Linked DNA regions of Mus musculus: regions 2 and 3 are each linked to region 1. Evidence: chromatin loops called from intact Hi-C (ENCODE). Cell type or tissue: heart. All regions are shown on one strand.

What was found. A loop is a pair of places that touch in the nucleus more often than their neighbours do. Peaks named below come from ENCODE experiments on the same cell type or tissue, not always from the same donor. Only the 100,000 strongest peaks of a DNase experiment are listed, where the experiment ranks them.
Region 2: a loop joins it to region 1, with 2.1 times the contacts of the local background. A loop is called at or near these places in 4 of 42 quality-filtered maps.
Region 3: it touches region 1 in a loop (2.3-fold over the local background); 5 of 42 quality-filtered maps call a loop at or near these places.

What each region holds. Positions count from the first base shown.
Region 1 is chr13:35,738,918-35,743,917 of GRCm38, forward strand. The region is part of intron 3 of Cdyl (chromodomain protein, Y chromosome-like); the gene reads left to right. Among named protein-coding and RNA genes, the nearest start is that of Cdyl, 82 kb to the left of the region's middle. In heart, a CTCF peak has its summit at 2,203 (motif pointing left); DNase peaks (open chromatin) are centred at 1,914, 2,464 and 3,234; H3K4me3 peaks cover 3,530 bases; H3K27ac peaks cover 3,057 bases; H3K27me3 peaks cover 565 bases.
Region 2 is chr13:35,904,023-35,909,022 of GRCm38, forward strand. Rpp40 (ribonuclease P 40 subunit) reads right to left here and starts at 2,325. Exons shown (of 8, transcript NM_145938.4): 1 at 2,182-2,325; 2 at 397-541. The coding sequence starts at 2,304. In heart, a CTCF peak has its summit at 3,059 (motif pointing right); a DNase peak (open chromatin) is centred at 2,059; H3K4me3 peaks cover 1,602 bases; H3K27ac peaks cover 1,209 bases.
Region 3 is chr13:35,500,748-35,505,747 of GRCm38, forward strand. No RefSeq gene overlaps it. Among named protein-coding and RNA genes, the nearest start is that of Cdyl, 160 kb to the right of the region's middle. In heart, no CTCF peak of the experiment used is centred here; a DNase peak (open chromatin) is centred at 3,004.

The sequences.
Region 1 (5,000 bases):
AACGTTTATATTAAAAAGTGAAGGAGGAAGGCGGCATTTGAAAGTAAGATAAGTTCAACTTATCCTCAATTTGCAGAGTAGCATTTAATAATCCAGTGGTTGTTGTAAATGGAGGGAAACGAGGAAGCCAGGGAAGAAGGGGTTAAATGAATAGCTGAAAATGTGGTCAGATTTTCCATCTCTAGTGGAAGCCACCTAATTCATTGGAGGAGAGGCAGTTGGTTCTGAGTTTATGAGACTGGCTTGCTCCTGCTTTGGTGGAGTCTACCGGGAGTTACACCTCCAAATGTGGGTAGTCATAATTTAGATCTTCGATGTTGTCAAATTGAACTTTTCTGGGTTACTCTTCTCAGGTTTTTATCCTCCCCACCCCCCAGTCTGGTTTTTTTCCACCACGGCGATGAACTACTTTACTTTGTATACTAGCTCGTCGACTGAAAATGGTTGCTGTGTCTCTCCATCCTCTTTTGGAGGTAGGATAGGATTGAAGGCTCTTTAGAGATTAGTGTGAAGAGTAGAGATGTTTTTACTTATTTTGGTGTCCACTCTTGGACCTGAGTTTGAATGTGAGACGTTATATGCGCATTGTCTTTTGAGGATCCCTGTTTTTTCTTCAATTTCCTGGTATGTTTGCTCATCGCTTGAGCACTTGACACACAAACGACTTTGAGATTCCTTTGTATAAAGTCCTAATTCTTAGCTTCGAGGAGTTTAACGATTATGTAGATGAATTAGTATAATAGGACATGAGGCGATCCTCCAGTGTAGCAAACAAAGAAACGCTTAAGTGGGAAGGAGGCCTGTTGGAGGTGGCACGGCATTGGCTGAGCCACCTGTGAAAGGCGGAGCTTGAGGTACCTTAAGTTGTTGATGAGTAGGCCTCCTTAACTTGTGGTTCTTGTTTAGGAATCTGATTATGCTTTCTTTGGCCACTGAAATTCCAGCTCATTAAATATCAACTTATGTCATATGCAGAGGGTGGTGTTTGGGATAGGAAATTCAAATGTGAAGATGAAGAACGGATAAACACTAAAATATACTGAGATAGCGCTGCAATGGAGCACTCACGCATCGAGTGCTTTGGGGGAGTCCCCGGAGAGACGTATGGAAGACCAGGCTTTCGAGGTGTTGGTGGTAGTAGTTTTAAGGTTCAAGAGGGCTTTGCAGGCATAGGAGTCACAACCACCAGCACCTACCCGAAGACTTGGCATTTGTACTGTCAGACACCTGGGTATGGGAAAAGGCAGGGAACTGGACGTCAGTGGCTTTTAGAATGCTGTTCTACATAAACTAGTTGGGTTTAAAGAAGAAAACTGTTATGAGGAGCCCGATGTCTGGGAGGTCGGTTAGGATAGAGTTCTGAGGACTGGGACTGGGTGTCGGAGAGGAAGCTTTGGAGGCAATGGGAAGTGATGCGGACTTCCAGTACGACTTAAGGGGAGAAAGTATTGGTAGTGCCCCGAGGGGACGTCCCATTCATTGTGTTGCTTGCTGTTTGGAGGAAGCTAGGTCCATAGCCTCTTTCCCTATCGTCCAGTTTCCTGGCAGATGAGTTGTTCTGATAGGACCCGCTCTACCCATCCCACCTATAACATAAGGAAAGGCCAGCCCGTTGCAGCTGACTGAGAGGGAGTGTTGTCTACCCGGTCCCCACATGGAGCGTCACCATTGACAGCTTCGTTTCTTTAGAAAGTAGACCTCCCGGAGTCCACATTCGGTACACTCCTCTCCGCTCCCCTTAAGAGGAGGTGGACACTTAGGAGGAACCCGAGGCCTGGCGGAGGGAAGCTGCGGGCAGAGTGAGACGGCCGCGCCCTCGCGCCGCCCTCCCCGGTGCCCAGATCCCACCCCGGTAGGAGGCCCAGCTGGCGACACGCGGCGGGGCGCGCGGTCCCGGCTCCGGGTCTTGGCTGCGGCCGCCGGGGCGGCGGGCACGTGGCAGGGCGGGAGACTCCACCTGGCCACGCCGCTGGCCCCTAGATGGCTGGCGCTGTCCCCGGCCGGCGGCCGCTGCGGGAGCACGGAGGCATCTGCTGCGCTATCCCGGTCACAGGCGCTAACAGAACCGCTGCTGCCGTCGGGTCGCGACTTCAGACGCGTGCCCACCGTCCCGCCAGGTCCCTTACTCAACTTCGGATCGGTTTACCTGCCCCAGCGGGCACAGTCACCGTTCTCCGCGACCCTCAAGCACCGCCCGGTCCCGCCCTCTGCTGGGCAACTAGCGCCCACGTCCAGGCAGGGCCGGTGGGCGGTGCCGTGGCCACACAGACCCCGGGGAGCGGGACTTGGGCAACTCGGAGCCCCGCCCACCCCAACTGGCCCCGCCCACCACAATGTGCGGCCCCGCCCACCCCACCCGACTCCTCCCCTTCCTGCCGGCTTGCTCCCTGCAGCCCGCCGCTGGCGCCCAGGCCCGGAACGGAGTCCGTACTCCCCTTGGCCGCCCCGCCCCGCCGCCTCCCACCCCTCCCGCGAGGGCGGCCCGAAAACCCGGAGCGCGGGAGCGTTGCTCCGCCGGGCCGGGCGGCAGCACTGGGCATGCTCAGTAGCCGGGGCAGGTTTTTCGGTCGCAAGTAGGAAGCTTTTTGCACTACACCGGAGACCGGGAGCCACGGATCCCGCCGCACAGCCCGCAGCGCCCGCACCGCCGCCGCGCCCGCCCCAGCCCGTCCGGCCCCTGGCGGGCGCGATGAACCCGCGCCTGAGCCTCAGCCGGCCCGCCGGGCACTGAGCGCGGGCGCCCAGGGCGCGTTGCGCAGCTGCTCCTGCGCACAACCCCGCTGCCGCCGGCCCGCACCGGCCGCCCGGAGCGAGAGGCTGGTCCGTGCACTGCGCCCGGCGCCGGCCGCGGAGCAGGAAGCGCAGGCCACGCAGGGACCCAACTGGAACAAAGTGTCTGCCGCCGGGTGCCGCGCCCCGACCCCGCCGCGCCCCTGCGCCGCCCACCATGGCCTCCGAGGAGCTGTACGAGGTACTCCCCTCCCCCCGGCGGCGCCCCCGGCCCGCGGGCCTCCGTGCCCGGTTTGCTGGACGGGAAGCGTGCGCCAGCCCCCGGAGCGAGCGGCGGCCGGAGGGGCCGACGGGCGGGGGCGCCGGAGTTGCCGGGCCGGGCGGGGGGAAGTGGCGCTGACACGAGCGACTTGCTCAGACTCAGCCCAAAGTGCTGCTGGCGAGGGGAGCCCGTGCCTGAGCGCGGCAGGGTCCGTGGGCGGCGCGGGGGTGCTTTTCCTGCCCGTTTGGTCGAGCCGGGTGGACAGGGTGTCGCCTCACGGGGGGCCCGTGCGGCTGTCTCCACTCGGGTACTAGCCAGAGAGATGCAAAATTTCGCACCGAAAATGCTGAGCGTTGACCACATGCTTTAATTAGGTTAGCATTGTGGCCGGAGCCAGGAAATTGAACTTAAACGCTGATGCGCTGTCGTCGCAGCCTTGCGAGTAGGAAAGGGTTCTAAGAGTCGAGGCGATGAGTTATGGGTGATGGGTCTGCCAGCTTTAACTTCAAGTTTGAGAGTTATCGGTCTGGATCTTTCACGTATTCTGAATGTCTCCACATAACTCCTTGACGTATTTCAAAGTAGACTTCCTGGGAGTACAGAAGGGTAAAAGCTGTGCCTTTGGAATACGTTGTTGGTTTCACATATTTGTACATTCATCTTTTTAAGAGGCTTAAAACTCTCCAGATTCTATCCAGACTCACCTTTAGGATGCCTTTAGGAACTTGGCTGTTTAGGGATTGAAATGGGCATCTGTAACTGCAGCCTTGTGTGATCCTTCCAAGGGGGTACCGCCTTCAGTGTGTATAGCTGCTTTCGGCATAGACTGAAGCTTTGCTGACAACAATGAGGCTTGTAGCAACTTTTTGATGAGTTTTGGTTGCTTTGAAAAAAAACCAAAGGTTTACAAAAGTCCTTCGAAGGAGGCTACCTTCTATAGACCAAGGGGAAGGCTGTTGCTTGCCCTTTATTTGAGCTTCAGTCTACTGTACCTATCATTGAAAATTGTCTCCCCCTTTCAACCATTTTACACATTAGCAGTGCCCTACTGTATTCAAGATGCTCTCTTAGGTCACTGGGGGATATGAAGAGAAAACTCCACTCTCCCGAGAAGCTTGGCTTCCAGGAATGGAAGTGTCTTGATGGGTGCCAGCACAGTAGAGGCTAGGATGTAGAAAAGATGTCTTACTCACCAAGTCGTGGAAAGTACAGAAAGTACTGAGTGTGATCAAGGTGGGGATTTACTTGTCACATTAGATCATTCTTTGGTGGCTGACTCTTGTGTGTTCACTGTTGAGCTTCTTGGGGGATTCTAAATATGGTTCCCATTTGGTATCTGGGGGAGAGGTGCACATTATACATAAGTTGTATCCTCCGTGGGTAAAGATGACACACACTGATTGTGTTAGGAATTAGTAAAGTTACTTTCTGTTTATTCTATAGCTTCCTGTTTTCTACTCACCATTTTTTCTGACAGAGGTCACTTAGAGATAAATAACATCTTATACCAAGTTTGTGTTCATTCAGGGTGATTTTGAATGTCTGTGGTATGGAGGCTTAGAGGTAGAGGCATGTCATGGGCAGTGCTCTCAAGAAGCAGCTCTTGGGGAACAGATAGCTACAGTGCAAGTAAGTGGTGTACCTGGGCCATGGCAGTTTCCAGTCTGGGTCTTTCCTTAGTTTGTTTTGAGGGAAAAGATAACATGAAGATACGACTAAAGTGATGAAAGCCATTGTAGGTGTGTTCTGGTTGGTATCTTTTAAGCTTCCTTCTAACTTCTTTACTTGATGGAAACATCGGGACTGTATTACAACTAAAAGTTGATGTTTAAGGGGTGGTGGCACAGCACTTGGGAAGCAGTGTTGTGAGTTTGGGGTCAACCTGGTCTACAGAGCCTGTTCTAGGATAGCCAAGACTGCAAAACAAACAAACAAACAAACAAACAAAACAACAAAACCCCTCTCTGGAAAAAGTAAAAAAGACAACAGAAAAGCTGATGTTGAAGTT
Region 2 (5,000 bases), 170 kb after region 1:
CAGAACCTGTAATCTTGGGGATCCTAGCAGAAAGGTGCACATTAAAGAGGCAAGAGGACAAAACACTGATGCAAGGATCAAAGTTAATATTCAGAAACTATTTGAGAAAGTTAATATTCAAAAGCTACTTAACCTTCATCTAAAGGGATTCCACCTACTTCCCTGAGTTATTGCAAGGGCTAATTAAATTTGGTAAGATATTTAGCTGCCACCTAAAGAGGACACAGGAAAGAAAACGACAATATGGCCGGGTGGAGAAGTGATACACGCAGCTGATCACATGATCTAACTTCCATGGGCCCTTTTAAAGACAAGGGAAGGACCCCAATATTTTGCTGCGATCTTCCGATAGCTCTTCATCTTGTCTTGTTCATATGAGACAGTGTTTCTTCTTACCTTTCTTTACAAAGGTGTTGATGAACTCGTGTGTAATTAATTCATGAAGAGGTAAGTTCTTCACAGAGTAATAGGGTCCAATGTCCATGACCAGGCTTTTTAGCTCTTTTGATAGAAGCCCACATTCAGGAATAAGAAATGAAACCTATTAGAATGTAGAAGAACAAACGAAGTTATATTTTATGAAGATTAACACCATGCTTTTGGAAATGGAATGTCAAAGGTGCTAGTTACTCCTTCACAGGTTTTACTGGGACATAGAAGGGACACGCAAACATGGGCAATGTGATGGTTTGAAGATGCTTGGTCCAGGGAGTGCTATTAGGAGGGATGGCCTTGGTGGAGTAGGTGTGACTTTGTTGGAGGAAGTATGTCACTGTGGGCGTGGGCTTTGAGACCTCATCTAGCTCCCTGGAAGCCAGTCTTCTTCTAGTGTCCTTCAGATGAAGATGTAGAACTCTCAGCTCCCCCTACACCATGCCTGCCTGGACGCTGCCATGCTCCCACCTTGTTGTCCTTATAAGAGTTGCCCTGGTCACTGTTGGAGTGTCTGTTCACAGCAGTAAAACCCTTAGTAAAACACACACACACACACACACACACACACACATACACACACACACACAGCCACCACCACCTACCCCTGAGACAGGGTTTCTCCATGTAGCCCTGGCTGTCCTGGAACTTGCTCTGTTTATCAGGTTAGCCTTGCACTCAGAGATTTACCCACCTCTGCCTGGGTTTAAAGGTGTGCATCACCATCAACCTACTAGGCAACAATTCTATTAATTTCAAGTAAACAGATATCTGACTACTCAAGTTTTTCCTTTCTGCATTTCAATGTGAGGCATGACATTGCAATGGAAGTCTTACTTGAATCTTATTTTTGCATACAAGCAATATATGTTATGTCTTTCACACTTTATAGTCAAGGAAATAGAGTATATATAATTCAACATGCCTTGATTTGCTTATTCTGGAGTCATGAAATCAAAGGAACTCCTCCTGGGATTTAGGGACATTTAATTAGTAAGAAGCTACATAGAAGCAAAAGTGCTCCTGGAAGCTTCCATTTCCTAGACAAACCTAGGTGAGACCAGTTGAGATAAGCGATACATCCCTGACCGCAGGGATGGCCTTTCAACCGAAGAGATGCAAAATCCGCGCGGATTTCAAATGATCCCCAAGTGAACATCTAAAGTCCGTTTCGCAAAGCCCCAACAACCAGCCTTGAGGGACAAGGACGCCAGCTAATCTATCTGAGAAATCCATCAGGCCAATATTTAAGATGTAAAATGCTTAAACCCTTATCATCGTAAGGTAAGTTTATTTGGAGTTCCTCGTTTGTCAAACCGCGTGATGCTTTGGAAAGAGTCACAAGCTGATCCACAGAGATCTGCCCAAACTTAGGGTGTAATTCGGCTACATGTTGTACAGGTCACACTCCGACCGTGCAGGTTACATTCCTAACTCCTCCACTGCCTGCTCGACCCAACACCGAGAGGATTTAATCCTGAACACCGCAGTAACCACGCCAAACTCACAAAAACTCTGCTGTTCCTCATAGGACCGAGCACCGCCCTGTGTTTGGCGCATGCTGGGAATTGTAGTCCTACACAGCGCCAAGAAAAGCAGTTAAGAAACTTGAAGAGACTATAGTTCCCAGCATGCCCGAGGACGATCTCCGCCCACCCTCGCAAGCCGAGGAGGTCTGGCCGGGTGAAACCCGGCGTGGTTCTACCTTAAAGCTCTCCAGCCTAAGAGGGCCGGGTGGACCTGACTCACCCTGTAATTATGATAGTGCGTCTCCACGAGATGCTTATGGCGAGACTTATCGTGGCCGAAGTTGGATTTCTCACAGACCAGTAAGTGCCGAGGCGCCTCTTGCAGCCTGCGCAGCGTGGCCATGTTAAGCAGGAGTCCAGGCGAGCACCGCCTCTTGGCCCGCCTCCCGGCCCGCCCCTCGGCCCGCCCCTCACCCCACCATTCGCCCCTTTCTGACTACACCCCTCCCTCCACCACGCCCTAACCCTTCTTTCTTTCCCTGTCTGTCAGTTCCTGCAGGCACTGGGTCTGAAGGTTCTCAAGAACCTGGCATGGGGCTGGTGAGATGGCTCAGCGGGTAAGAGCATTGACTGCTCTTCCAAAAGTCCTGAGTTCAAATCCCAGCAACCACATGTTGGCTCACAACCATCCGCATCTTAAAAAAGAAAGAAAGAAAGAAAGAAAAAACCTGGCACATCCATTCTATCCCACAGTTTCTCCGTGGAGGAACAGTGCATATACCTGGACAGGACTCAGAGAAGGACTGGACCCTGACACCTTATAAAAAGGAGGAAGATAGGACAGAGGAAAAGCCTAGTATAGTCAGGAAATACATCTGCTTTGCAGCACTGTTTTCCTGACTCCTCATATGGTCTCGTTCCTAATGCTCACCCACCCGCAGGCCCCTAAGTTCCCACTGATCCTTCCCAAAAAGTATAGGAAATTACAGAGGAATATAATATGACATTTCTGCATTTTTACTTCCAACAGAACTTCTTTGCTTTGTTTTTAATTATTTAATTTATTTTTTTCATTTCCAACATTACTATTTTGTGATTTTACTCCAAATCTCAGTTTCTTTGCTGAATTGTACTTCCATGTACACTGTTGCTATCTTCAGACACACCAGAAGAGGGCATTGGATTCTATTATGGATGGTTGTGAGCCACCATGTGGTTGCTAGGAATTGAACTCAGGACCTCTGGAAGAGCAGTCAGTGCTCTTAACCAATGATCCATTTCTCCAGCCCCCATAGCTAATTCTTAAAAGCCATATTGTTGATTTTTCTCATCTATTTTACTCTCTGTGTGTGCACACACATGCGTGCGCACGTGCACGTGTGTGCACAGCAGACTTTCCAGGTCCTTCCTTAGGGAAGATTGAATTAATCTTTTTGCTTCAATCTTTTTTGAGGTCTTAAAGTATTTTTACTAGGAAACTTCTGAAATCACCCAGAATTTTACCTATTTCAGTATCATTGAATCCAGGTGTTAAGTTATTTTGTCTTGAGACAGGGTCTCATTATATATCCTGGCTGGCCTCAGACTCAATATATAGACCAGGCTGGTCTCAAACTCAAAGAGATCTACCTGCCTCTGCCTCCTGAGTGCTGGGATTTAAGATGTGAACCACCACTCTGGGATAATTGATTTTGTTTTTGGAGGACTCCTGTTGCTGTGTTTTTCATTCATGCTTTTGTTTCTGTGTGTGGTGTTGACCTGTGTTGATTTGGAGATGTTTTTCGCTGTTGTTCTTACTGAGCACCCTACTCTCCGAGACTCATTCCCCGGTGTTACTCATAAAGGAGACAACACATTGCTGAGACAGTAACAAAATGGAAGATATAGAAATACACCCAAAGTTACTGAGGTTCAGCAATATATTACTAATAACCATGAAACAGAAATTTACAATACTAATGTAGAATATGCTAGGAATGTAATGATTATGTAGGGTAAATGGGAAAATAGCAAGAAAACGAAAGCAAGCCTAAATGAAAGAAAGAAGCGGGATGAGAAAGTGTGCCATGGATGGAGACATGAAAAGAGAAAGGGTTTAGTGGGGGGAAAAAAACTAAAAGAAGGGGGAAATCTCAATAATAGAAAATCTTAAATAATGAATTATATAAATATAAGAGAAGTAAAAGATAAAAACATCCATTTTTTTAAAAAGGGAAAAGAGTAAAAGTGCTGAATAATAGAGAATGTAAATAATGTAAGATAAACATCTGTATGAGGTGTGAAATGTATGAAAATGTATGCGAGGAAATAAAATGTGTTTAGGGAATGCAACAAAGGGGAAGCAGTAAGAGTGTGCTAAGAAGAAAAAGGGAAGAAGGGTAGAAAGAAAGGGAGAAAGGAAAGCAATGAGATGTTGAAGCAGCCTCTTCCGGGGTACTCGGCATAGGCTGGGAGAGGGTATCATTGAACTTGCAGACTCTTGTCTTGAGCCTGTATTGAGCAAGTGTTATGTGTCCTCCATAGCTGTCTTGTCATTATTAACTTCACCATGTTCATCAGGGGCCTCTGCTGACCACACTTAGCTTTTCAGTCTCTGCTTCAAGTTCTCTCATTCTCCTGAGATTCCCCAGATCATATTTCCCATGGTGCTAATGTTCTAGCTGAGGGTTGGAAAAGAAGAAAGAAACCAGAGTGTGTGAGCAGAGAGCTTGTCTTGTAGTTTTCAATCTCTCTTAAGTATTGATCACCCGCTGGAGAGATGCAGCTGTGGACATCGGGTCATCGGTTGCAGCTTCAGAGTTCTTAGACTCTATGGCTGAAGAATGGTTATTCAAAGACACTGACATTTTGACAAAAAAAAAATTACACAAATAGAAATTGTGGAAATGAAAAAAGTAAAGAATCAAAGTGTAAAGTTTAACCCATAGACCTGATTAAGCAGAGCAAAGGGTATGACGAGGTTGAGGAAATAATACATCCAATTATCAATAAAGAAAATATTGAAAAGGACCATAATATTCAAGAACTCTGAGTAATGATCAAGAGACCAAAGTTAAGAATCTATGAGACAGAAAGGAGCTGAGATCAAAACTAAAGGCA
Region 3 (5,000 bases), 240 kb before region 1:
CAGTTGCAATCACAGAAATTTCTCATGGAATAAACCCATCCCATAGTCCTATAAACCTACCCAATTACAGGCTGTCTTCTACCTTCCTAAATGGTGGATTGAGTTTCTACTCTGGTGGACATCTGTTTTAAACTATGCTTGGGCCCACTCTGGGATGTAAAACTGTCTTGTGCACAGTGATGGATCAACACCCACCCTCAGCATTTTCCCTCCCTCCAGGAGAGCAGCAGTCTGGTCCTCTAGTGGCTCTGCCTGCTAGGCTGTAGCGGGAACCGGCTTTCATGGCAGGCACTGTGATGTTTGCAGTGGTGAGGCTGGAGACCGTTTCCAGAAAAGACACAGGCTCTGGGAGTTTGCCGAGCACTGACTGGGAGCACAGTGTTTCTAGTCAGGGTATCTGGACTTTGATCTTGGGCCTGAGGGAGCCAGGCAGTGATGGGTTGAGAGAGGAGAGGATGGGGCCTGGGTCTCCCTGGGATACTTGCTTCTGGCCCAGATCCTTATATTTTAAAGTGTGTAGCACATTTGCCCCGTTTTAATGTTGGAGCCCCTAAGAGAGTACACTTAGGAATCAGCTCACACAAGCTCTGCAGAGATTATCAAACACCCAGAAATTTTGCAAGCCAGTTGTTAAATTAAGCCACTTCAAAATTGGCCACAATGGGATTATTTTTACTCCATGGAAATCAACAAAGACCACAACTCAGGGTTGGATTTTCTCTTTTTTTCCACAGGGCTCACATCCTGCTGCTGTCGTCTCACTGATTTCAGGAATATTTTACATCCCTCCCACATGCTTTCCAAAATTCTCACCAGAACCCTGGCCAGCTACTCCTATAATGTTCTTTGCAGCATTAGTCCGGGGTTCTGCTATCTTTCTAAGAGATGCTAGGTTTCTTGCCCTGGCCTTCTGTGGTTTCTCTCTGCTTAGAGTGCAAAATGAAAACAAAGCGCTCAGTGTCAGAGAAAGATCATTGAGACACACCTTCAGGGCATTCTCCAAGTCAGCAGTACCAGAGGGCTCCCAGCTTGATTTATTCTCAAGCCCTACATCAAGTGGTTCACAAAAATATCATGTAACCCGAAAACACAGAAAGAGAGCACTGTTCTCATTTCTCAAACCGTATGCAGGAAGCAGGCAGCTCTGACATCTTGCAGTGGTGGCCGAGGCCCTTCTGCCAGGCAGCCTCCAGCCCTTCTGCCAGGCAGCCCCCACTTGGAGCTTGTCCATCCCTGCTTTCTGGTGAGCATATCCTGACTTCACTCCAGATGGTGGGAGTCAGGCGAGTGGAACAAGACACGAGCTTCCGCCGGATGGTAAAAATGAATGACGCTAATAAATATGTCTTTGGCCACTTGGCTAGCCCACCTAGCATTCAGCCAAGACACCCTCCTAAGTTCCTAAGACCCCCCTGTAACAATTTCAGAAGTGTCCCACGACCCAGCACACACTATTCAGGTCAGACAAACAGCAGAATACTAAGAGAATTCCTTTCCTGCCGAATCAGGAACAGGCTAGACCTGTTGAGAATTCTTGTAAACTACCCATCTGTGAGTCATATTTGTATCACCCTGAGTGACTGGATTTGGGGTTAATTGCGAAGTTTGGCCAGCTGCCTCTGCAATTGGCTCAATTAGTTATGGAGGTTGGTAAAACAATGATCTGAGGTCACTGGCAGATTCAGACCAAGGGGCAGCAAAATTGAAAGTGGAGAAACCAGCCAAATTAAACCAAAGAAAAGGCCAGTTTGCAGCTATGTGGGAACGACGCCCAGCATGAAGCCAGGGAGAGCAATTAGTTAGAAATATATCGAGTTGTTGATAATTGAATATCTTAATTTGTAAATGCCAATTTTATATGATGTGGCCGGATAAAATGACCCTATTGATTTCCAAGGAAGTACCTATTGCACATTTCAAGATTGCCTGGGCTGCAGACAGGAGAAACACAGCCCAGCAGGAAAAAAAAAAAAAACAACAACATGTATGTGGTGTGTGTGTGTGTGTGTGTGTGTGTGTGTGTGTGTGGTGTCTCACATGTTTTCCCTGATTCTAACATGTTCTTCACAAACACAGTTCAGAGGAAGGAGCTCTGGCTGAAGGCTATGGTGACCTATACTTACACTGCAATTGACTTGCTATATGGCCTTAGTAAAGATGTTTCCCTGCTTTAAGTCTCGTTCTTTTCAACTGAGGTGACATCACAAACACTCTCATGATGCCAAAATGAGCTGATGAATTGCAATGTGGTGTTTTGAGGTGCTGAGTGCCTCGTAGATTATTCATAAAGGCTGTATTCATAATGGTTATCAGCCCCTATGGATATGTGGGGGTATATGCTCCCTGGGGAGAGAGTAAACTTTGAATGCAATTGTAACGGAGTGCCCCTGTGTTCTAGTGTCATTTCTGATGGTAAACAATGCCAACACAGTAACAAATTGCCAGAGAGTTTTTCATTAGTCATCAGAGTGTAAAAGATTTGATAAATAACGAGAAAATGTTGGCTCTTTTGAGGTGGGAAATCCATGTTATTGACAAGAGCAAATTACATTTCTTTGAAAAGGGTGGGGTCACGGGTTTTAGAGTATTTGCCTTGCTGCTGGGATAAATGAACAGCCGCCCCCCTCCCCCGGGAGCTCGTAAAAACTGTCCCCAGCCAGCCCCAGCCCAGCCCCCACCCTCACTTTGTTCAATCATTTGTGTGACAAGGCTGAGTAGCAGCCTGGCGTGGGCCCTGAAGACAGAGAAAGAGGAGAGAGACTCAGTGTTCGCAGAATTTGGGGAGCCGGAAATACAACGGCAGCGGTAACATTGCTTTGAGGAGGTATGCCAGGGAGTCTGGGGTGTTATGGTACCCTCTGTTCTCGTCCAGTCTTCGATTCCCAGCAGCTGCCCACTGCTCTTCAGCTCTGGCGCCGAGCCGGCACATGCCTCCCTCCAGAGCCGCTGCCAGCCTCACTCCTCCACCAGCAGCTGTTGGCCCAGCCCCGGTAGGGCAGCATGACCGCTGGCACCAGTGTGAGCAGGGCACATCTGCAGAGCGTCCCCTGCCCTTGGCTTCATGCCTATGGCTTTATGCCCTACTATGCAAGAGGTTCCCAGCTGGTGCCACTTGACAGGACCCCCTTCTTCACCATGGAGGCTGCAGTGGGTTAGCTTTTTCACCCCTGAGATGTTCCACTCTGCTGTGAGCAACGTGGCGTTTTCCAGACACATGTTCATCTTTAACATTTATTTCCAGACTTAGGGGGTGTTGTTAAAATTCCACTGGTGACCTTTGTAGAGTGTAAATGAGTTAGCCCACGGGTGTTAGGAGGAAATGGTATTTTAAAAACCAAAGCACCAAACACACGAGGATATTATGCTAAGTGAAATGAGCCAGTCACAGAACAACAAATATGGTTATGATCCACTTACACGAGGTATCTAGATTAAGTCAAATTCCCAGAGGCAGAATGTAAAATGGGGACTGCTGCCAATGGGAAGAAGGGACACTGTGGAGGAAGGACACTGGAGAGGAGGGACACTGGGAAAGAGGGACAGGGAGAGTTAGGAATGAATGGGACAAGAGCCTGGTTCTATAAGACAAAGCCACGTTGGAGGTAGGCAGTAAGCTCTATGTTATGAACATAAATGCTACAATTAACTTTTTCAAGAAAATGTAAGGGTCAAAGACATGTCGCAAAGTGTAAAGATGCTTGCTACCAAGCCTGACGACCTGAGTTTGCTCCCTAGGACATACATGATGGAAAGAAAGAACTGACTTCCAAAAGCTGTTCTCTGACCTCAAATGTCCATGAAGAACACACCAATATATATATTTGAAAGAAATGTTTAAACAGAATACCAAATACAGAAGCCACAATATTCATGGTGTGACAATCACAAGAAGGATTAGAATTCAAGGGCCATTAAACTAATAATTTTAAAAACTCCTTCAAATAGAAACACATATTTTCTAAATTAAATCTTGGTTTTACCGGTTGGAAATTTTCTCTTAGAAAATAGCTATCCCGAATTGCATTTATAAGACAGTGATAGGATCTAGAGCAATGGCTCAGTGGCTAAGAGTCCTTTGGTGCTGTTCCAAAGGTTCCCAGTATTCACACCAGGTAGCTCAGATTACCTTAACCCCAGCTCCCTGGAATCCAAGGACTGCTCACAACCTCTGTGGACACCTGCACACAAACACACATAAAGCAAATATCTAATACCATCTAATAACACTTGGCTGCAAGCATGTAAACCCTTCGTAAAAAGGAGACCAGAAATGGAAATTCAACTCATAGCACCTGTCCAAAATGTAAGAGGACGAACCTCACAGACAGATTTAAAGGCTAGACTGTCTTTTTACCTAACTGTGCCTTCCTCAGAATTGAAACCACAGCTCTTAATTCTGAGTTGACTCCTTTCCTCCCCACTTTAGCCAAAAGGGCAACCAGATTCATAAGACTCCTCAGGCTAGTGTTGAAAGGCCTTGGTCTACTCTTGCCAGAGTCTCAGAGGAAGTCATCCATCCGTGGCTGATTCCATGGGCCTGACCAATGCCACATCCTATAAATTTTTTCAACAAGGAAAGAAAATCCCCTAAGAGAGCCTAGATGAAAGCCTGCTCTTGGCCCAGTGTCTAGGAGATGCCCTTGATATTCAGTGCCCTCCAGAAGTCACTGCAAGACTGAAGCCCTGTAGAAACTAGTAGGACTTGCTGTTTAGAGCCACACACCAGGAAGTAGACCACAAATTGCCCTGATCCAAAGTCTTGCCATGTGTCAGACCTATTCTGACTTCTGCAGTGACCTTGTAGAGCTTCTCTTTTTCCAGTGCCCACATGCAGGTCTCTGAAAAGCTCTGTTCTCCAGATATACCTGCTGAGAAGTTCAATGGGAGAAGGGAAGGGTTGAGGAGGTGGTGGCTTTCTGACAAGGCCATCCAGAGAACTTCCTTAGTATCCAGGAGGTTTTGCTGGGGGACATTTCTAGGTTCTATGTATGCTGACCTCC